2 separate regions of the Homo sapiens genome follow, and region 1 is linked to region 2. The links are chromatin loops, found by intact Hi-C in ENCODE. Cell type or tissue: Caco-2. All regions are shown on one strand. Links, peaks and the distances in the headings refer to the core of each region. The heading gives the core; the rest is flanking DNA. Region 1 overlaps SLC1A2 (solute carrier family 1 member 2). Region 2 overlaps CD44 (CD44 molecule (IN blood group)).

Evidence for each region. Hi-C counts contacts between places; a loop is a spot of excess contacts. Peaks named below come from ENCODE experiments on the same cell type or tissue, not always from the same donor. Only the 100,000 strongest peaks of a DNase experiment are listed, where the experiment ranks them.
Region 1: it touches region 2 in a loop (4-fold over the local background); 13 of 110 quality-filtered maps call a loop at or near these places.

Annotation. Positions count from the first base shown.
Region 1 is chr11:35,401,225-35,409,224 of GRCh38, reverse strand. All of the region lies in intron 1 of SLC1A2 (solute carrier family 1 member 2), which reads left to right. Among named protein-coding and RNA genes, the nearest start is that of SLC1A2-AS2, 14 kb to the left of the region's middle. In Caco-2, for the core only: a CTCF peak has its summit at 4,542 (motif pointing right); DNase peaks (open chromatin) are centred at 4,634 and 6,444.
Region 2 is chr11:35,144,388-35,160,265 of GRCh38, reverse strand. All of the region lies in intron 1 of CD44 (CD44 molecule (IN blood group)), which reads right to left. Among named protein-coding and RNA genes, the nearest start is that of SNORD164, 11 kb to the left of the region's middle. RefSeq lists enhancers at 7,712-8,504, 15,696-15,755 and a silencer at 8,525-8,755. In Caco-2, for the core only: no CTCF peak of the experiment used is centred there; a DNase peak (open chromatin) is centred at 8,155.

The DNA of each region.
Region 1 (8,000 bases), core at 1-8,000, 250 kb before region 2:
TTCAAGCCAAAGGTACGTATATGTTGACATTTCTCTGTTCTATTCCACTGGCAAATATTAAGATATGTTCAGAGGTGAAAGAACACTTTTGTACACACAACCCAAGGTCTTGCAAATTATATCTTCGTGAGTGTTTTCCCTTATTTTCTTGCATCAGTTGACTCTGCTTTCTGAGACCAAGACATTGATTATCATTGTGTTTGTGTTTTTATCAGCACAACAAATTAATTCCAGTGACTCAATTGTAGAGCAACAGAAGGTAGAGCAAGCCAACCAAATCTCATTGGAAATTGCCTTGCTTTTCTTTCCTTACCTGTTTTTAATAGTTACAAATCTGTTATTTACCATGGCAGATCGATATTATGCATATTTCCAGTTTATGGGTAAAGATGTCACTGATTACATTCAATCTACATTTAGGAAATACATTTTTGCACATAGAATGTAACAGCCAAATAAAAGAGTGTGAATGATTCACTATTCACTGTCAGATAAATTATTTTTAACAAAAACTTTTACCCTTTTGTCCTCTGGACCAGTGGCTCCTTCCCCATCACACAAAAACATGGCTTTATTAACAATAAAAGCAAAACCCTTAAATATACCCGGCATACCTGAAACTGGGAATAAAAAGAGGTTTAATTGGACTTACAGTTCCACATGGCTGAGGAGGCCTCCGATTCATGGCGAGAGGTGAAAGGCATTTCTTACATGGCGGCAGCAAGAGAAAAATGATGAAGAAGCAAAAGTGGAAACCCCTGATAAACCCATCAGATCTTGTGAGACTTATTCACTACCACGAGAATACCATGGGAAAGACTGGCCCCATGATTCAATTACCTCCCTCTGGGTCCCTCCCACAGCACATGGGAATTCTGGGAGATACAATTCAAGTTGAGATTTGGGTGGGGACACAGCCAAACCATATCAAGGGGGATGAGGCACTGAGACTAGTTAGAAGATGGCAGCAATAGTTTAGGTGGGAGATTATGACCTGAATTAAGGTATAGAAATGAGCATAGGTTACCAGATTCCAAGGATATTTAGAAGGACTTGGTGACCAAGTGCAAGTAGGTGTGAGCAGGTGGAAGGGCTTAAAGCCATCTCTCAGCCTTCTAGATTAAGCAAATGGGGGCGAGGTAAGTGCAGAAAAAGGAATTCAGGAGAGAAATTAAATTTGAAGAAGACAGTGAATTTGGTTCAGCATACTGGCTTAGCATTTGTGGCGAGTGGAATATCAGTAGAGATGTTCACTGGGCAGTTAGAGTCATGACAGGCCGGGGCCTTTATGGAGTGCTATTTGTATTACAGATGTAAGGGAGCTCACCCGCACACAGCATGAAGCTAGAGAAAAGAACTGGGCTAAGAGAAGCATCCTGGGAAGCTCTAGTATCTGAAGATGGGCAGAGGGAGGTGATTCACGGGGTGCGGGGTGCAGGGTGCTGAGAAGTAAGGAAGGGAGTCAAGAGTGAGCAGGTGACTTGAAGTGGCCGACAGTGCTGCATGCTATGGAGAGGTCAAATCGTGGAAGGACTGAAAAGTACTCATTGGATTAGTCAATTTCAAGGCCATCATTGGCCTTTGCCAGAGCTGGGTCAGCAAAGTGATGGCAGCTGTTGCCATGTTGGTGTGGGTTGAGAATGGGTGGAGAGAAAATGAATGCAAATTATTTTTTTCCATAAATGGTAGTCAAGAGGTAGATGGTACTAGGAAAGCAGATAAGGCAAGAGCAGGATTATATGTTGGGTTGTTTTAGTTTTAGGCCAGGTGTGCTATAAGCCTGTTCATCTGCTAAGGGAAGGGCTTGATTAATGAAGAGGAGGTCTTGAATTATCCGTGGAAGATACTGATGAAGGAAAGAGTTAGAACCTGAGGCTAATTCATTGCTCACTTTGGGGGTTCCTGCAGGAAGAGCAGGGTGCCTCTGTGAGACTGATCCCACAGTATAGGGGAGCACTACTCAGAAGGGACAGGGAGGAAATGGCTGCCTGCCTAGATGGTCAAGTCCACATGATCAACCCTGGTCATCTGTAGAGTGACAGATGGGGCAGCCAGCTTGTCCTTACTTCTATAGCCTCATTAGTCAGCAAGCTAGAGTTGGATGTATTTTAGTAGTGCTTGCTGTTTTTTTTTTTTTTAAGATTTACCTTTTAAGTCCTTTCTAAGTCTCCCTAGTTGGAATTCTTCTCTTTCTTCCCTTAACCCTTCATCATTTATGCTCTTGCATAGTTTGTGAAAATTTTATTGGACCCAGTTTTAATCCCAATCTCCTCTTGGGCTCTGCATTCCCTTTAAATCACTTCCTGGATATTTGCATAGCACATGTATCCTGATAACTCCCAAATGTATGTTTCTATTTCAGGCCTTTTTTCTAGGTTCTAGATTCATATATCCTACAACCTAACTGATGTCTCCATTTGTGCAATGCATAGATGTCTGGAAATTATCATAGTACAATGGAACTCTTGATTTTTTTTTCCCTACAAACTCATCTGTACCCACTCCCAAGTTTCCCCATCTCAGTAAATTCTATCTGTTTAGAGATTCAAAGCCAGAAATGTTGGTATTAACCCTGCCTTTTTTTTCTTCCTTCAGCCTCAACCTACAAGCTTACTAATTTCTACCTCAGTTCCTCAGATATCCCATGGTCTTGCCCACATTTGCATTCTCTTTTCCAGAACCACTTTCTACCCTACCACCATTCCACAGATGACTGGCACCCTCTGATCCTGGAGCATGCTTTGGTCCTCAGCTTGAATAATATTTCCCAGAGAGGCCTTCTCTTCCCATTCCACCTAAAATAGGTCTCTCTTTCCTAGTCCTACCTCATTCCCCTTGTTTGCTTCCTTCACTGCATCAATTACAACTTTTACATATTTTATTTATCTGTCTGTTTGTATCTACAAAGTAAGCACTTTGAAGACTAGTTCATCATCATGTCCTCCTAGATCCTAATGCAGTGCACTCAGTAAGCATTTGTTGGCTGAATTCTCATCCTTGTCAGCCTGGAGAAGGAGGGAAGGCTTCTCAGAAGAGGTGATGTTTGAGTTGTGCCTCTTCCAGGGAGTCTGTCCTTATTACACTTTGTTCAGACCTCTCTCATAGCAACTCATCATAACAGAGTGTGCTAAGTGTTTTCTTGTCTGTCTGTTCACTATCCTGGTATCTCTCTGAGGATCAGGGTTACATTAATTTCTTTGTGCCTCATCTTATTATCATTATCACGATGAATGTTAGTATAATTGAATTGTCTACCTCGCAAAAGAGATATGCAAGGGCATAGAGACGACAGAAGGGAACAGGTGTGGGAGGCAACAGATCCAAGGTTGAGAAAACATTTCCTTTTGCTTGTTGGGTCATGGTCATCTTGGTAAGGTTCTGGTGGTCAATTGAACATCCCCATTCCTGCCTACCAGTCAATAATTACCCTTTGCTAGGGGTTAATAGGGTTCAAGGAGGTTACAAGAATAATCAGTTGGGAAGCAGCTCATCTTGTGAAGCCAAAAATGTATTTGTCACAGTCATTCATGTCCCCATGCAGCTGTCTGGGAAAATTACAAACTCCTGTATCTGCAGTTCTTTTAAAATGCAATGAAATTTCATCAGAAAAGAATCTTTGAGCCCATCCTCTGTCTTTCCCAGGATGCCTGCCTCCTCTCAGAATCATGTCTGTCTATTCCTTTCCATTGTTCTTTGTAAAGGAAAACAAGGAGAAGCTAGAATGAATTTGATATTCAGATACAAAGAAGGAATTTCTTAAGTCAAAGCAGATTTTTCAATTACATTAGTTAAAAAAAAAAAAAAAATCCAGGGCTTGAAAACTGATTTAGAAAAAGAAAAGTTACCAGAAGCAGACAACGTTGTTGTTAAATTGATCTTTTAACTATTAAAGAGACACTTAGTATGTTTAATCAGTCTCAATAGAGTTCCCTTACTCTGGTTTTGTATGGGTCTAGAAATAATACCTTGTAGTTGGTATGTGTGTTTTCCAGCAACCTAAATAAAAATGTTAGCTATTCTTATATTTCCTGAAATGGAGTTCTTTTCTGGAGTTTTCTGGTGACTGGACATGTTGGGAGATATTTATTGCATCCTGGTGGGATAAGAGAAGAAAAACCATGGCTGGCATCTTCTTTCTTGACTCTGCGAGTCCTCACAGTGCGAGTCCTGTGATTGGATGAAAGATCAGTTTATAAAATCCCCTTCCTGAGCCTTATGGGAAAGTCTTCAGCTGAAGCTATCCTCATCATCCTTATGGAAAATGCTAGAATCCTCCTAGATTCAGAGCCAGGGCACTCAAACTGCTGTTTTTGAAGTGAAAGTAGAGTCAAAGCCGAGATGCTGGGTTTTCTCGTCTGCTCTGACAGGGAAGCCATTGTTAGTTGCGAGAACCAAGCATATACAGATTTCATTTTTACTTTATTTGCTTTCTCTCTCCCTCTGAAGACTGTCAATGGGGTTCAAGGCAAGTAAACTCTAGATCTCAACACAAAATTCACACGTGATTGTCCAGTGGTCAGACAGACCGGGAACAATTTGCCCAGCAGGGAGCACTGTGGAGCCACACCTCTGAACCATGGTGATTTTCCTGCTGCTTTGAAGGAAGAGCGAGAGGGCAAATTACCTCTTTCCCAGGCCCCGCACCAGCTGTTGTCTTGGTTTCCAAGAAGGGAAGCCCAACCACTTTGTTTACATTCCAAGTGACCTGGAGTAACAACCGGGGACCAGCTCTCTGGAGGCCAAGGCTACACCTGGGACAACTGGCTGAGGTTGAAAGTGAGTTGACAGCAGTTGCCATTCACCAGCGGGTCCTGGGTCCTCGTCCTCATCCTTGTCTTTGTCCTCTTGGCTTCCCCTGGGAGTCATCAGCGGGGTTCGAACAAGATTTGCTGGTTCCGGAGCTTGGGTATGTTCAGCCTGGTTTTTTCTGGGTTATTGAAAAATGTTTTAAGGTGAATGGGGCAACCCTGGGTTAGAAGGGAGGCCTTAAAAGCAGGAAGCCTAGACACTCAAGGGATTGAAAAAACATTTGGAAAGGGTTGGAAAGGCCCCAAAATCAACAACACAAGAATGGAGGCATGAAAACAGGTATTTCTTTTCAAAATGACTTACCAGCCACCCCCAAAGTCTAGCTTTTAACCCAATGGGAAGCAAGCAACAAAATTAAAATAGGTGTGAAAACGTTGTGTTTTTGGTAAAGGGCACACTGCCTTAGGAGGCGCCCGTGGAGGAGCAGAGACTGATCCACGTGTCCATATGTTTGCTTAGAGAGGACTTTCCCTCTTTGCCTTTGAGCTAAGCTGCTGAGCCAAGCCAGCAAGATGAAGATGTTCCCTTGCTTTTAGGGAACAGGAAAATCAGGATTCTGTCCAGCTGTGGCTCTAGTTTCTGGTTAGGGGGCATTAAATTAATCCTTGAGTTTCTCATGTCATAAGATCACAGGATATTTGTTGAATAAATAAATGCATGCAGCCGAAGAGCTCACTGGATGAGTTCTTTACCTCAAGAATTTCTGGTTTCTCCTTCAAGACAATCTTAGATTATTTGGGCATAAACATAGGAACCCTGGGAAGCAGGACCTGCTTTATGGATATGCGACTTAGGCAGTCCACGGTTTAATGCTCTGCTCTTATCATCTTGAAATGTTTAATTTGAACAAGGGGTCTCAAGATTTCATTTTGCCCAAATTACGTGCAGACCCACACATTATGTAGCCAGTCCTACAGGGCAGCCACACATGTGCAGGCTTGCATGAAATCCTCTTACCAGTGACAGTGAACATGGTAAAGATGACAGATGACCTTGAGACAATCTGCCTTCTGGCAGTGCACTAGAATATTCTCATAAGGAGATACTTTCATAAAACAGCTTCTGAGCCAGTGTTGCACAGCAGTTAAGAAGACGTGTTTTATACTCAGAAAGACCTAGGCAAAAATTCCTGTTCCACCACTCAGTAGCTGTGTGACTTTGGGGAAGTTAATTAGCCTCTCTGAGACTCAGATTCTTTATCTTTTAAATAAGGACAATATCACCCACCTGATAGGGTTTTGGAATGGATGAAAGCAGGATGTGTGTGAAGCGTTCGGCATAGTGCCTGGGACCTGGAAGATACCTATAATGTTGATTGTCATTGTTCTTCTTGGAATAGCAGTACTGTGTTACTTTTAGTCTGTTGAGCTTAGATGGGGTTATCCATCAGTCTCTTGACTTTGCAAATTAGGCTGCTAACACTTGGTGCATACCCAAAGGTATGTTTGCTAATTCTTTTCCATAGAGCCACAGGTGATAAGATTAGAAAGTAGGCCCTGGGCTTCTTTGATCATTTGAGTGCTGTATTTGCTCTAGCGAAGGGTTGTTTGAAGATTTTTCTCTTATGTGCTTTTAATCCATAACTGTTTTTACTTCCAACACTTCTAACTCCAAATGCGTGGTGTCTTTCCCGACACCAGGCAGGTGTCCTGCAAGTCAGTTCAGTTCTGATGCTATCCACCTGGGCTATGGCTATCCTACAGATTGAGGGCTCAGTCCCATGAGGTTGCCTTCACTTCAGGTGTCAGTCACAAGTCCCAGGTTGTCTCTGGTACTTCTGACTGACAGGCTGTAATTTCTAATTTCAGGGGGTTTCCACAACACCCTCCTCAAGTTCAATAATTCCCTAGAGCAGCTTACAGAACACAAGGAAACATTTTACTGATATTTACCAGTTTATTATAAAGGATACAACTCAGAAACAGCCAAGTGAAAGAGATGCATAGGGCAAGGTATCAGGGAAGGGCTCGGAGCTTTCATGCCTCTCTGGGTGGGCCACCCTCCCAGCACCTGGATGTGTTCACCAACCTGAAGTTTTTCAGACCCCATTGTTCAGGGATTTTTATGGAGGGTACATTATTAGGTATGATTGATTAAATCATTGACCATTGGTGATTAACACAATCTCCAGCCCCTCTCCCCTCCCTGGAATTTGGTGGGTGGCACTGAAAGTTCTAATCCTTAGTCTTTCTGGTGAGCAGTCCCCATCCTGAAGCTATCTAGGGGCCCCCAGCCACTGGTCATCTCATTCGCACACCAAAGTCACCCAAAGGTTTTAGCTATGTGCCAGCAACTTGGGACAAAGACCAAATATTTATTTTTTATTGTATCACAACCCTCTAATATCAAAGTCTCCCCAAGCAACGAGTGCCTGACTTTCCACTCATTCATTCATTCATTCATTCACAAACTTTCTAAAAATATAACTGATTGTTTCAGGTGATGTTGGGTGGGGGCACAGGAAGTAAAAGATATTTCAAGCCTAGGACAGGCAGCCACTAGGCAGGAGCATCATAGAGGGCCCGAGCCTTGGAAGTAGGGGGTGGACTGGATGACTGTTGTTTCCTTTAACACTGAGGGTCTACCCCCACCAATATGGCGCTTTAAGGTTTCCAACACTTTAAAGCATCTGGAAGGCCAAGATGAGTTTGAGAAACATGTGACAGAATGTTACAATCAGCAGGTGAGTAGGTACGTGGATAAAGGGAATCCATGTGGTGTAGAAAAAAAATGCTCATCTCTGAAATAAAACATTAAAAAAATAGTATGCAGCTAGGACGTGTAAACCAAAAATAAAATTCTAAGCTCCCCAAGCAACGGAGTGGACCCCTCCTCTCACCCAAGGGCATTCTAAAGCAAACCTGAAACGCTGGTTTAGGCCATGATGAGGATGGGTGGTTGAACATTTCTCATTATACCCTCCTTCCTTTGGAATTCAGGTACAGCTGACTAGCATTAACATTAAAAGAGACCTTAAGACTGACAAAAAAGACTCTTTGTAGCAATAAGATATCAACATGACGGATAACAGGCCCTGAAAGAAATCAAAGTGTTTTACCCTCAAATATATTTTCAACATATTTTGAAATGCCCTGCAAAAGCTGTCTCTTGTGGGGAAAATCTCCCTTCTGTAGAAAATCCTGTTCCTTTTCCAGGTCTTTTTTTCTGATCCAGGAGAGAACTAAGAGTCT
Region 2 (15,878 bases), core at 3,961-11,960:
CTGATTCCCTTAGAGAGAAGCCTCCTAAATTGCTACACACTGTCCCAGTGATCCCTGCAATAAATTTCAGCATCTTGGGCCAATTTGAACCATTCTTCAGTTCTGAGACAATCCTCACCTGAGGAGCTGCTGAGTGGCCCCCAACTGAAAAATGAATGGGAAGCTGGGAGGCATCCCCCACCTGGCACCTTGATCTTTGATGGCCTTGGAGGCCCCATTGCCCCTGGGGAGAGTGAGGAGAGGAAAGTTTCCACCACCTCCTTTCCTGAAGATGCCTCCCAAGAGTTCTCAATTGTTTTGAGCTCCTCAATTCTCAAGGAGCCAGAAAAATCCAGTTTCTTAGGAAAAGGAGACACCTTGAACTTTCAAGGCTCCATTCTAGGGACAGAAGAACAGGATTAATCCCATGAAGCTGAATGGGAACTTGCAGTGTAGTGTTAAAAGGGAGAAGGAGCTCTGAATTGAATTCCAGCCCCACCATATAAAAGCTGAGACATCTCAGGCAGGTTACGTCCGCTTTATGAGCCTCAGTTTCTCTGCCTGTAAACTGGCTCTGATGAAATTCAGCCATTCATTTATTCAGTTGTCATTTGCTGCCTCTCTCAAAGAGAAGTTGATGGGAGTTAGAGAATAAATATACAAAAAGCACCAGTAGAGAGTCTGGATCATAACAGATAGTTAATAAATGTCCGTTTTTTTTCCCTTCTCCTACAGGAAGATGAAACCTTGGATGACTGGCCCCAGTCTTCCCCGCTGCAAAGGGGTCTCATAGTTTCTAATTTATGATGTGTTTGCACCATGAAAAAATCATCTGCACTTTGATAATCTGCTCTTTCATCTCAAACAACAGTCCAAAATCACACTCTAATGAAATTAAAAGCAGATGAGAAACCGACACACATGTAAATACTCCTATTAAAAGGTGCAAAAGCCTTACTCACTTCTGAGGTGTGGCTGGGAGTGGCCAGATCTTGTTTTCTTTAGAGGACAGCAGAACTAAGCAGCTAAAGGCAATTAAAGGTATTTTTGGAGATGAGAGAATTGATTAAAAACGATGGACACACTTTATGCACTCAGAAGCTGGCACCTCATTGGCAACCAAGAAATTCCAAGCTTGCGCTTCTAGGGAGGAAGTGGACTCTGGGAAACTCCAAACTTCTCAGAATGAAAAGGAAGCTACTCTGTTAAACTGCCTCTGGAAAGAGCCCTTCTGTTCTCTGGCCTCAGAGAACAGCACTGTAAGGAAACAATTGCAATGGGAGAGGGAGGAAAACACCATTTCTTCCTCCAGCCCCACCACCCACTGCCAGGACAGAAGGCAGGAAGAGGCTGATCCTGCTGAGACAAGCAGCCTTGGGGATTGACTGTAATTGTGCAAGTAAAGACAGGACCTGGAGTGCGTTTCCCAGTTCACTTTCACCAGCTACAGCAATAATCCTGCTTCCCGGAACATTCCATGCTGCTTCATTTGCTCAGCAACAGTTGTTCCAGGAAGCCTGTATGCACATAGTGTCAGCTTGCTGGTGTGCCCGCCCTGCCAAATTCAATGAGAGTTTATTGGCTAATGTTTTTCCCAGAAATGGGATGAAAATCTTCCAGAGGCAGCTGGAATCATTTTCAAGTGCAGCAGGAACACAGTTGGGGCAAATGGTGAATGGAGAGGCCCCAAGTGTAATCATCACAATGACCTTAATTATGACTGTTGAATGCTTACTCCATGCCAGTCGTTCTATCAAGGGTTTCAAGTCTGTGATCGCGTCAGTCCTTACACAACTCTAAGCCATAGGTATATTACAACTCTATTTTAGAGAAGAGAAAATTGAGGCTCAGAAAAGTTAAGTAAACTGCTTAAGGCCACATAATTGGTGACTGGCAGAACTGGAACCCAACTCTATCTCTGCAATTCATACGGCTTTCTAAGCACCCAGCACACCAGAAGCAAACTCCCCAATGCGTCCTTGACAGCCCAGAGACTCAATTATGTGGGCTGGAGTAAACCTTCTCAATTCCGGCCTTTGGAAGAAGATAGGAAAGCTGGTTCTGAGAGACCCTGGTCCCTGCTGGCCTATTTGAAAAGGATCTTATTTCTGAGTGTCTCCCAGGGCTCTGGGAAGCTACTTTTGGAGAAGAAACCAGATGAGTTTTCCAGAGTTTTTAACAACGCAAACAATGCAGAATACAAAAGTGGCTGTTGACTTTAGCCTTCCAAACAATACAAAGAACAGGAAGCTCAAACAGATAATCGGGCTCCTTTCCTATATCATCAGAAACTATGCGGAAGGAAGCCTGGGGATGATCTGATGAGGCTTGTTTCAGAGGCGAGAGAGCTGCCCTAAACACGTCCCAGAGGGGAGCCACACCGAGCACTCCCCTCAGCCCCAGCAAGAAGTAGCCTGGAGTATCCATGTCTTGCTTCCCCAGCCCTTGCCCCAACAGTCCTGTCTCTAGAGGAAAAATGTTTCCTCCTTATCCCTCACACTTATCCTGAGTGGGCAGATGTTGCATGTGTTCAGCTTCCCTTGGGGTGATGCCCTTGCAGGAAACTGTGGAAGAGATGATTTCTTAGATGATGCCAGCCAAGGAAGCAGGTACAGGGACTGGGGTGGCTCACAGCTATGAGGAGGAAGGAGGGAGTGAGAGAAGATGTGGCCTGTGTATTGACTCTCCTCTGCTTTTCAAGCACTTGTCTCTTATTCCAATAGAAACAGATAGGTTAAAAGATGATAGATATAGATAGATGATAGATATAAATAGATAAAGATAGAGACAATTAAGAGATAGAGATAGATATATGGCAGATAGATGATAGATATAAATAGATAAAGATAGAGATAATTAATAGATAGAGATAGATATATGACAGATAGATGATAGATGGAACATAGAATACAGACAGATGATAGATAGATAGATAGATAGATAGATAGATAGATAGATAGATAGACAGACAGACAGATAGATGGATAGATGATAGACAAGGTTTTTTAAGAAGTTGAGTTTGGAACTCACAGGATGCATCCACCATGGTAAGTCACAATCCCATCAAAATCACCCCAATACTGAAGTGGATATGGGGACTTCAAAAAGGAGAATCCAAATTCAGTGTCTCCATGTGCTGGGCACTGTGCTAGGAAAAGATCCAGGCATTGAATAAAGCAGACAAGGTCACTGTCTCGATAGAGGTTATGGACCAATAGAGTAGACAGGCTATTTCTTTTCCTAATTTTTAATAGAGACAGGGTCTGGCTCCATCACCCAGGCTGGAGTGCAGTAGCACAATCTTAGCTCAGTGTAACCTCAAACTCCTGGGCCCAAGCACTCCTCCCACCTCAGCCTCCTGAGCAGCTGGGACTACAGGTGCATGCCACCATGCACAGCCAATTAAAAATATATTTTTGTAGAGACAGGGTCTCACTATGTTGCCCAGCAACCTCTGCAAACCTCTGCTGTCAAAGTAAGTCTTTTGCCTCAGGCTCCCAAAGTGCTGAATTACAGGCATGAGCCACTGACAGACATTAAACAAGTTGACAACACAGCATGATAAATGTAACAGACACATGAGGTGTAGTTGGAGCCAAGCTCAGTGGAAAGGGAAGCCTTTTTTCTCAAGTCCTGTGCTGTCCCCAAAGGAGATCTGTCTCTCTAAGGAAATGTCACTGCAGCTGAGAACTGAAGGATGGATTAGGAACCAGCCGGCCAGTCTAATGCTCAACAAGGCTCATGATCAGGAAATTCACCCTCAAAAGAAACATACACCATTTTGGTTTAGAATCAAATGGTTTAGAATCCATTTCCTTTAGATCGTTCATCATTAGATACTGAAAAGAACCGGCACCCTTCCTGCCTAAGACACAATCACATCCTTCAGGTCCATTTTTAAACATCTCTGGATGCAGTCATCACAAATCCTTTAACTATATTTAGGTGATAAAAAAGGAATGGGAAACAAAATCCTGAAGACTTCCTCCCATGATGTTGGATTCATGAGCTAACTGTGTGGAGGCAGGGGACTGGCTCAGAAAACCCTCCTGTTCATTTTTGGGTTCATTAAAAAGTTGAGATGCTAGACCCTTAAGCTTTGGACTCAAACTATTAGGAAGGACTTTTTCCTGCCTATGAAAGAGCAATTTTTAATATAAAATCCAATAGTCAATTCCAGACCCCTTGAAAGTAAATCAGGTATATTGGGAGCAAATGATGTCCATGGTGACATGGACATCAGCTCTGGGGTAGAAACTAGAATTCAAATCCTGAATTTGCACTAATTAGCTGTGATCTTGACCTTTCATAACCTTGCAGAAGTCATTAAACTTTCATCCCATACAGGAGGCCAGTAATGCCAACCACGATGTTAATATGAGGGCTGCTTTAGATAATGGAACCGAAAACACTTCACACACATTAATGCACTCTAAGAGTGCAGTAGAAAAGGGAAGACGGCCATTTCCCTTGAGGGTCATCATCTCATAATTTAGAGAAAGAAATGCTCATTCAGGTTCGTAGGAATTCTTTTTTAATGGATGACTCTAGAGCAGCGGTCCTCATGCATGGTGTAGCTCCAACAGTGCTGAGATGGGTTGCAAGTAATGAGTTTCTAATAATAAAGTACTCAAGTGTGCAGAAGACTGGCTATTTCTTGTAAATTATAACAGATTTAAGATTATTCCCTGATATAATTCTCTTTTGTAGAAGACAGGAAAGGATAAAGTTTTAGGTATTATCATTGAGTATAAGCCACAGACCATCTAAACCTCAAACTGCAGTGTGTCCCCCATGTGAGCTCTACCCATGAGGCATGTCTTTTCAGAAAAAGGTTGAGGGTGTGGCACAGAGGCACAAAAACTTAGCTTTGCCTTCTTTCCTTAGCCCAAATAGTCTCAAACCACAACTCTAGCAGGTAAATGGACTCCCTTACTCATTGTAGCCCACATTGTTACCAATGCAAAAAAAGTTATTCTATTCTACCTGAAGTGCAATTTTATTCAGAAACCCTGAATTTGTGCTTCAGGACAGGTGAGACCTCAAATCCCAGCTCCAGTGGGTGGATCATGATTGGTCTAAGTCAAGCACTGTGGTCCAAGCTCTTCTTGCCAGTGATTGGTTAGGTGTGGGCATGTGACCCCATTCATCCAATGAGAAATAAGGAGAGGTCAATTAAGGACTTCCCAAAAAGCCGCTCCTCCAATTTTAGAAGAGATGTTTGTGAATATACACTCTTTCTTCTGCTGCTAAATATTGATTTTTTTTTTCCTAGGATGCCTGGAACTGTGGGATTTAGTTTAGGAACATGAGGGGTGCTAAATTGCAGGAAGACACTGGGAGTGGCAGAATTGAAAGTTGGAAAAATAAACCTGAGTCTTGATAATATCATTGACTTCCTGGAATCATCCCAGACTTCTTGCCCTGGGAGGTAATATTTTATGAGAGCTGATTGTTCTGTTACTTACAGAAATATTCAGCTGGTATGTACAGATAGGGATATACCAAAATATACACAACAGATAACAATCACACGAGACACATGATGGTTTGATGCATAGATGGGTTGTAGCTTAAGTTCAATCATGATACCTATAACTCCATCTCTGTCTCTCCTGCCCAATAAAGCCAATTTGAGTAAAAGTGAGTGAGAAAGATGTTATCATCGTCATTGAGAGAATAAACTTTATTCTCATTTACAAGACATAGTTGTTTACAACCAAGCATTTGAATTAGCTAGTGCCTATACTCTACTAATTTTTAAATATTTCTATTATGACATGTACTTGCATCTGAAGGCATCTTAAATGATGTTTTTGTTTTTGTTTTGTCAGCACAACTATCTCGCTGTTCTGAAAAAGTCTACTCTTGTCTCCAAGAAGTCACCAGAAGCAAGGAGCTAAAGGACTGAGGCCCTAGGAGCCAAATGGTTGTACATTCGTATCCCAGAGTTTGTCCTATTCCTCCTGCCTGACCCCAAAAGAGGCACCTGTATGACCTTGAAAGACACCCTGTAAACCATCCCCTAAATGTACACTAATAAAACCCTAGGCCCAAGCTTCAGCCACAAGATCAAGGAACTTTCAACGAAATGGATAAGATTTGTCTCTAAACCAATGCTTGACACTCAAGATCCCTAAGTAAATTATGAATTTTCCCCAGTAGCTTAAAATAACTTCTATACCATATGACACTTTTTGCTTCTCCAGAATTTTTGTTTCCCTTCTCCCCAAATGTGTGCTTCTAAAATCCTGAGTCAGCTTAGAGGTTCTCATGATTTTCTTCCCACCACTATTACAGGGCAGACATGATAAACCACTTGCTTTCAGAATTTTGAGGAGTAAAATTTTTTTTCTTGCTTTCTTACTCAGAAGACCCAATGGTGAGACAGTGAGAGGGCTGGTACAGCTCTGAGAAGTCTGACAACAAGGGTCCTCAAGGAATTGTGGGGATCCTGGAGACATGGTTACTGCTATTCATCCAACAGGTCCTGGGAGGCTTTCCCTGGTGCTTTAAATCAGATGAGATCTCCCTATTATGCTCTCACAAGATCCAGTGCTTCTCCTTCATAGCACTTACCACAAGTGTAATTAAACAAAGGCATCATTAGTTGTTTACTGTCTGTCTTCCAGATAGACTGTAAGTTCCAGGAGAGAGGAGACTATGCCTCTCTTGTCTACAGTGGTATCCCCAGTGCCTAGCAGAGCACAGATATTGGTGTTCAACTAGTATGCGTTGAGTGAACAATTGAATAATTTGAAAACCATTGATTGTTGACTCAACTCACAAAATTGCTCAGAGAGTCTGGGCAAGTCAAAGGTCAGGTTGCTGTGGGCCTTATGGTTTCCAAATGCTCATTAAGTCAAAAAGGATAAAAAAATACCAAATATGGGTGTGCAAGACTGTGCACAGGGAACCAGTTCCAAGCACAGTGAGGGCTCCAGTGCAGTGTAAACACCTACGCCATTTCCCACTGTGCCACTAAAAAATCCATTACCCTATTATCTTCTTCTCATTTTGTACTCCAAGTCTTCTTGTCCTGATCAGATCATTGTCTTCTTGTTTAGTTAGTGTCCTCTCCTTTATCGTCTCAAAGGATAAAATGAAAGGAAACCGGACAAGTCAGAAGACCACGGTTTTGCCACCAATTAGTTTTGTGACCTTGGGAAAGTCACTTGCAGCCCTTGAGGCTTCCTTATCTTTCCAATCAAACAAGTTGGCTACATAATTCCTAACACCCTTTCCCATTCTGACATGCCCTGTTATCAGACCACGATAACTTCCTTTCTCTTTTTCTCCTCTTCTCCCTCTTTGAACACATATTTTGGTGTTGCTGCATGGGCCCAGCTCAGTTTATACCTTCTAAGCTGTCCCGTCAGCACTAGCAAAGCATCTGATGATTATCCCATTCCCACCTCTAGCCCTTTATTGAGTTATCCCAGCAAGGGCACTGAGAGCTGGCACTGAGAGCAAGGGCAGGCTGAATGCATTTGCAAGCCTTAGGAAGTGGCACAACCAAGAAGCCTGAGCCAATACTGGGCCCACCTAGATAAGGAGGGAATGGCAGCTTGGAGGAGACTGCTGAGCATTCCAAAGAATACAGTTTCAATGATTGGGGTCAACCAGCAACAGGAGACATAGATAGAGGCGAAAGTTATCCTAGGTAATAATAGGACCTTGTAGTTTTATATCACGTGTTTCTGCCTACTAGCACAAAACACTTTCACACCAGCAGGCAAAGGTGGAGAGGTCTAGGGGAGGCAGAGGGATTATTATCCCCAAATGGTTCACACAGTATATTGAACCATTAGACAGATAAAGCCAATAGCCCAAGGTCAAACAATTAGGCTTTCACAGGGTGGGAATTAGAGCAGAGTGTCCTAATCTTACCCAGGGGCTATTTCTGGTAGACTTTTGATGGAGCCTTTTGTTTATACCTTGGTTCTATCTTATCTTACCTGCCCAGGTAGCTAGCCTACTTTTTCCCTTGGGGATGAGTAGTGGGAAACTTGAGTGGCCCAGAGTGAGCCAGCTGGCCAGCCTGAGCTCAAAATCCAACCTTCTTGACTTGGATGCTCTAAGCAGGACTTAGTGAGGCCAGCTCATGGAATGTGGCTGCTGTTTGCATTTGGGAGGCACAGAAGAGCTTCCAGTGGCAGCTGAGAATGCAGAGGCTCCAGGGCTGATAAAAGTTGTAATTAACATGCACATACCACCCTTTCATCTTCAAAAGCTTTCCTCGCATTAGCTAGTTATTCCTCCTGTCGCCACCACGGGTGAGGCATCACTTTTGTCTTCTCAGTTTGCAGTTGAAGAAACTGATGGGAAGAAGGGACCCTTTGCCAGGAAGTCTGGCCCTTGTTCAAACACAGGAAATATCTGGCTCCCAGCATCTAACTTCATGTGGGTAAATGGGAAGACAGAATGGGAGTGAATCCTAACAAAAGGCTCAAGTGACTAACCTCTGCCCTCTGGGCAAGAGACTGCTTTTTTACTGTTCTAGAAGGAGATAGAGTCTATAGTATGGCTAGCTGGACAGATTCTAGAATGGCTAAACTCCCAGAGGACTATACACACAACTCTCAGAAACATTAACAAAGAAAGCCTGCTGCTCCACTACGGTGATGTCCATGTGATGCATGGGGGTCAAATCCTTCATATTGTGCCCATAGCAGACATCACTAATGGATCACAGCACTCTCCATACCTGAGCCAAGGTTTGACTTCTTAGTACAGCATTTTGGGAAGCCTCTAGGAGTCAATGGGAAATGTTCCTTGAGCTAAAATCTATTTGCTATTGCCACAGTAGGTCTTGTTTGGGATTCACTTAAATTGCCACTCTCTAACCCAGGCAAAGTTGCCAAAGTTCTTTCTCACTGTTGGAGCTGGCCTGCTTCTGAACTCTGTCTAGCACTGTCTGAGAGGGTGATTCATGAGAACTTCTGAGTTTCTGGGGCAGAAAAATTGGATCTTCTGCCAGTGGACAGTGCCACTGTTACTTGATTGCCTGGAATCTGTCCGACCTCATCTCTCACTGTTCTTTTCATGAATTCTCTTATCCAAGCAGACAGACCCCTCCCCTGGCCCCAATCAAGCCATTCTTATTCCCCCACTTTAAACACCTGGCTCATGTTTTGCCTTTCCCTGGGTTTCTCTCCTCTCCCCTCTCTCTGTCTATCTTCTTTTCCACATTCAACTCATCCTCAAATTCCTTGAAGCCTTCACATGCAATCGAGATGTCTGTTTTTCCTGTCTTCTGACACTTGGTTATGCTCTCTTGCATAATTCTTTCACCTGTTTAACTTTATTTCCACCAAATGGTAAGCTCCCTGAGGACAGAAACTAGGTCTTCCACTTTCCTCATTTCTGTCCACAGTGCCAATACATTTTAAGGAAATTTTAAGTTGGTCAGTTTGTCACCATCTTATAACTGGGGAGACAGAGGCAACCAACAGGGGAAGGACCTTGCCCACAGTCACCCTGTGACTGAGAGGGAGAAGCTCTCCTGGCTATGAGTGGGTTCTCACTTCTCCTAGAATACTGTGTCTGTATGATTAGCTGGAGAGACAGATGACTGAACCGTATCAGCAATAACTGAGGGCATTGCACAGGATGTGAGATCTGAGCACATCTGGGATTTTATTTCAGCTAATGGTCAGTGGATTCCAGATGGGTATAAAGTCAGCACAACCAAAAGGAGCTGTGATCTGACGAAGGACATTCAGTGACTGACAGAATGCCAAAAACTAGCCTTATATTATAGCCTCTGACACATTTTGACAAAATCCTAAGTCGTGCAATCTTTATGATTTCCATTTTTCTTTCTTTTTCCTGAGCAAGAGTTTCTCTGGTTTTATGATGAAAAGAAATTTTTACTGGGGGTCTGGAGGACTCTCAGTAGAAGCAGAAATTCACCATCTCTCAGGCCTGCCTTGCTCAGTGCCTTGATTTGGGGAAAGATTATATATAATCTTTTGTTTGGTCTAGCTTTTTTTCCCCTAGATTCTCAGGCTACCCTAGTTGCATAGGATACTAGCACTCACCCTGTAAGTACTGCTTTGTCTGAATATTGTGGTTAATTTTGTGCCAACAAGTTACAGGGGTTGCTTGAGGAAAGCTGGCAAGTCCAAGGTGCTCATGAAGCTCTGAGAGTGAAGGGAACAATTTTTCTCTTCTTCAGAGGTTGGCTTTTCTGGCCATGTGAAGCAATGTTTTTAAAGTACAATATAAAGAGTACAGTGTTCAGATCCTGCAGTTAATCCCAGGACTGACTTCCTGCAGTTTCAGTTGTGTGACTGGGACATGTTCCTAACTTCTCTGGCCAGAGCTGCTTCATCTGCTCACCTTCCACATGGTCTAGAGGATTCTATGAAGTACTACGGGCAAAGCACTTTGTCCCTACAACACTCTTGCCCATTGGAGTTAGAGTGTAATTGGGTCCATATGTTTATTTCTGGCATGGATTAATAATTCACTTTTGACATTTAATACAAATCAGGCATCAATTTTTTTTGACACTGCCTTATGGTGGTTTTGTGTTATTCTTTCCATTAGGTTTTATGAGGCTCAGGTGTTAGTAAGCCCACAGAGTGGTGAATTTATAGAACATGAGGCCTGGAAAGGACTTGACAGATCAACTAGAATCCAACCCTCGCATTTTACACATGGAAAAATAGAAGTAAATGGGGGTGAAATACTTTGCCTAGCAGCACATAGTGAATCAGTAATAGAGAGAAGCTAAAATATAATAATCATTTCTATTCTTGGGATACCTTCTGTGAACTAAACATTAAGCTTTAGAAATTACGTGCTAAGTATTGTTCCAGACATTTAACAAGTGCAACTGCCCAAGCTCACGCTGCTGTTAAGTGGCAAGAGGGGAATCAACTGGTGTATGGGTCCTCCCGTCTTGTTCCACTGCCTTTATACCTTCTAAATGACTCTTATCAAAGCCAGACCTCCTCATCTTCATTACACCACACCAAGCATCTGATTATATGGAGGTGATTTTTAGTCTGGGAGGTTTTCAAACCATTGACCGAAAGAAACAACTGCCCTTTTATTCCTCTAGCATGGTGACCAAAAAGCCAACAATTTTTCTCTGAGTATTGTTGAGAACATGATTTTAAGGTTTGGGGTCTTTTTATACATGAGGCCAGATTTGGAAGTAAAGGTGTAGACAAAGAGGCAGCCAGACCTATAGGAAATCCAGATCCCCGTTCTACTGGACAAAATACAATTAGCTCTAAACTTCCCCTGCCTTGTGTAACATTTCAAACCTCAAGAAAGATCTCTTTAGACTGAAGAGAGTGCAGAGAACAGAAATTTCAAGGGAGGAGGCGGGTTGAGGATCGCTACAAGTAGCAATAGAGAAAAATGAAAGAAGATTTGTATAGACCAGAAAGAAAAAAAATGAAGAAAAAGAATTAGACAGAACCTATAAAAATCACAAAAGATAAGTAACGGAGATGGCTTTGCTAGCCAAGTCTAGAAACATTATTAATTCAGTAAGCCATCCAAGTGTTTATTGAGCACCCACTATAATTGGGGAACTGTGCTGACCGCTCAGGGCTATCATGAATATGAAAATGTATAGAGGGTTTGGGCTTTTCCCTAAGGAGCTTTTATGCTCACTGGCAAAAGAAAAGAGATAACCATTACATGGCATCCTTTAAACTTTCTCTTTTTAAATGGAGATGTGTTTGTGAGGTTTTTATGAATTTTCAGGGGGAACAATAGGAGAAAGCAAGTCACTTAAGGGAGTCTACAGGAATGTACCTGACCTCTAATGATATTGTAAAGACAACTAGTCTCACTGCAGAGGATCCACTGCAAAAACAAACTCCTTGACAGGAGATTTCTTCCCCGAACTTTTATCCCCTCTTGTGGGTTACCTGAATTCCCCTCCCCCTCTTGCAGGCAGATGTGGGCCCAGTAACTCACTGGTGGCTGCGGAGCTGACGTCAGCTGGTTTCCTGCAAGATGGTGCTTAGTTAGCTCTGTTAGATTCTGGTTTTTTGACTGGATACTCAGCAGAGGCAACATCTGTGATTGGCATGTAGTAGCTACTCATTTAAAGTGTGCAAAGACTAGAGCTGGGGGCTTGGGCAGAAATGCCCTTCTAAGCCAAACGCAGGAGACCAGGTGTTGGCTGCATGGAATTGTTCATTTCTCCCTGGCACCTTTTTTTTTTTTGAGACCGAGTTTCGCTCTTGTTGCCCAGGCTGGAGTGCAATGGCGTGATCTTGGCTCACTGCAACCTCTGCCTCCCGGGTTCAAGTGATTCTCCTGCCTCAGCCTCCCAAGTAGCTGAGATTACAGGCATGCACCACCATGCCCGGCTAATTTTTTTGTATTTTTAGTAGAGACGGGGTTTCTCCATGTTGGTCAGGCTGGTCTCGAACTCCCGACCTCAGGTCATCCGCCTGCCTCGGCCTCCCAAAGTGCTGGGATTACAGGTGTGAGCCACCTTTCCCAGCCCTCTCCCTGGCATCTTAATGTGCATAATAGTGAACACTTGCAAAGGGGCTTTACTGTTATCGTGCTACTATCTTGGAAAGGAAGTGGAAAAAGATGCTGCCTAGTTCCACGATTGGTGTGTGGATCCTCCTAGAAGTCACTGCAGACCTGTTAAGTGTAAAGAGATGCACTAAAATTGAAAAAAAAAAAAGTTGGGGGAAGGGGGCTGGAATATGGGATGAGTCCTCATTCCCAGGAAAAGGCCTGCATCCCTTCCTGTGGACTGAGCCAGATGTTCCCAGGGGGCCTTGCCTCCTCCCTTCCTGGGTGGCTTTTTTCTCAGTGAGGGGTACCCAGAGGAAACTCTCTTGCTCCCTGATGGGATGGTCACATGCTGGGCCAAATAGAAGCCTGGTCATCTGGTTTAGGCTAGGGCTGGAGAGAAGGGCTATAGTATACTTCCAGCTTTTGCCAAATTCCTTGTGCCCTGGATATGTACAGCCCTACTCCTGACAGCCTCTTTTCTCAGAGTTTCTCTCCCTCCCTCATCCATTCTAGCCGGTGGAGAGAAGACCCTGGAACCAAGGGCCTGTAAGGTGAGGGCAAATATTTTGCTGCTATTTGATTGGCTCATTTCCCAGTCAAAGTTCTAGCTGATGGAGAAACACTAATCAGCCACCTTTACCTTTCATCCAGGTGACAAATAATGAAGTGATAATGAACAAACAACTCAATTCACATCCCTTTCAGCCCTATCCTATCCTAATGAACAAACAACTCAATTCACATCCCTCTCAGCCCTACCCTATCCTCAACTTTCCATCACATGGAAGAGAGTAGAGCTTCTATTCAGAGATCAGAATGAATGAGTCAACTCAGAATATGCATTGGCAGAAGTTTCCATTACAACTTCCTCCTCCTTCATTTTTGCAATTCTAACCCCTTCCTCTGACATCATGTTTAAAAGCTCAGTGGATGTTATGACCTCACCCACAACTAGATTCCCAAATGAAGTTTTTGAAAACAACTACAGTACTTCCAGGTACAATCGTCTGGATTTCTAGGGTGCCTCGATATCTTAATATACCAAGAGAAGCACTCTAACATAGTGACAAAGAGCATGAACTCTGTAGCCAGATGTGAGTTTGAATCCCAGCGCCATCACTTATCAGCTGCATGGCCTTGGGCAAGCTACTTAAATTCTCTGTGCCTCAGTTTCCTCATATGTAAAAGACAGATAATAACAGCACCACCTTCATGAAGTCAGTGTTTGGATTAAACAAGGCAGTATATAGGAAACAATTAGAATGGCGCTGGTACATGGTCAACACTCTGTAAGTGTTTGCTATTATTACTAATAGTGGTGAGGGTTCTCAGAAACATAGAACTTGTGCAAAGATGCAAACAGAAAAAGCGTAAGAGCTCTCAAAAACAAATGAACTTTCAGGCACTGCGAAGGAGACTTGCAATGCCACAACAGCAGATGCTCAAAATGACTGGTCTATGTGAATAATCTCTTCCCTCAACCCCGGAGTTTTGCAATTAACCTTTACTTTTAAAAGCTGAAGACCTGAAAGTTTCTGGGACCTGAGTTTTGCAAATCACCTCCTTGGTGACTCAGTCCCTCCCCACCCACCTGAGATCTGTCTGCCCACACTTGCACTTCGCAGGGACACTTACCTCAGGAGGACACACCCAGGCAGCCAGTGCAACTCAAACTCGGGGAGATCTGGCTCTGTGAGTTTCCATCGTTCCCCACCCCCACAAGACCCACCCCCTCATTCTGTGTTTGTCTCCCTGTCTCTCAGGTCTAGCTGGGCAGACAATCTTTGGGAAGACAAAACCTGCCCCAGTTATGGGTAATTTCTGACATCACAAGCTCTGTGGAGAGGAGACACCGTTTGCCATTGCCAAAGTGGCTCCCCGTCGGATGTCAGGATTCCCTACGGATTTGCCCCCGAAGAAGCTATGGTAGTATCTGGTCAGATGACAGCTTGATAATTGCCCAAAGAGACCGACAGAGAAGGCAAGAATCTCCCGCATCTCCCATATAGTACTTCTACTTCTCTCCTCTGCCACCACCTTCCAGAAGCAGACATGGGGGTTGGAGGAGTGTGGGCCTCTCACCCAAGGATCTCAACCTCGTATCAGTATCTCCAAAATAACTAGAACCCCAAGGTGGCTGCTGCTGGGGAGTGTTTTTGTTTTGAGGCTTAAATTTGGGGTTGGTGTCCTCATCTCACTGGCTCCCACTCCCTTCTCAGCCCAACTATCTAGTAACCCTGTCTTTAGCCAGATGTCCCCAGCGGTCACAGCAGGCAGCCACCAAAGCCGCAAACAAACAGATGGGTGAGCTCACTGTTTGGGGTAGACCAAACATGAGGCCTGTGGTGGGCAGTCAGCCAGCCAAGTCAGCCCTGTCCTGAGCAACACAGCCATCACCATGGTTCTCACTTACACATAAATGTATTTGCACCTTAGCCCATACTGACAGCATGCTTCCATATATATAGATATCATGACTTTTATATTCTAGACATTCATTGCAGTTCAACAGTTATGGGTCAATATTACTGGGATCTGGGCCCACAAAAATGAATGTGACATGATCCCTGTTATCAGGGGACTCCCCCAGTGCTGCAGAAGACAGGAGAAGATACATTGGAATTTGTTTTGTTGTGGTTATTTTCCCCTTTAAGGGGCATGAAAGTCTTTAGCATTCTTTGGCATCACCAATTCCCACCACACACATAGATCCTTCAGGCATGTACTTATAGGCATACCTGCAATGTGCATATGTCCACATCCAGCAAACAAGAATCAAACATGTGGCTTATCTTGGTACGTCACCCAGTGGGGCAATTGAGCAATGGAGAGGGGAGGAATATGAAATACTTACCTCCAAAGTACACATGTCCTGAATCAAACATTAATTTAATTGACACCATCCTAGTTAAGGAGTTGTAAAGATGTGAATTTCTTTATGCAAAAAGCATTTTTAAAAAGTGTTTGACTTTCAATTACATTAAGTCATGTATTTATTTGTGGAAAAATATATAAACATTTAGTCAAAATATGCACTAGACATCAATTGGTAGAGTGTTTGCATATTTGAGATCCTGACTCTCCCAGAAAATCTGGAACGCACAATGACTGTATCCATGCCTGGCCAGACTCCAGAACCACAAACTTTAGAAAGCACCCCTTCCGGTTTACTCTGGCAAGTTGGGCTTGCCTCGCAAACCCAGTTGGGCAGCTGTGGGGGGTACACTTAAAAAAAATTCAACCTGCTAAGTGAGTGAAAAGTGGGATTCAAATTTAAGGTAGAAGGTATCAACCTACCCTGCCATTCTAAAGAACGCCTACAACCTTCCCATTAAAGCAGGGACACAAAGGAAATTGAGTCATCGGTTTCTTGCTGTGCAAACCCCAGAATTTCT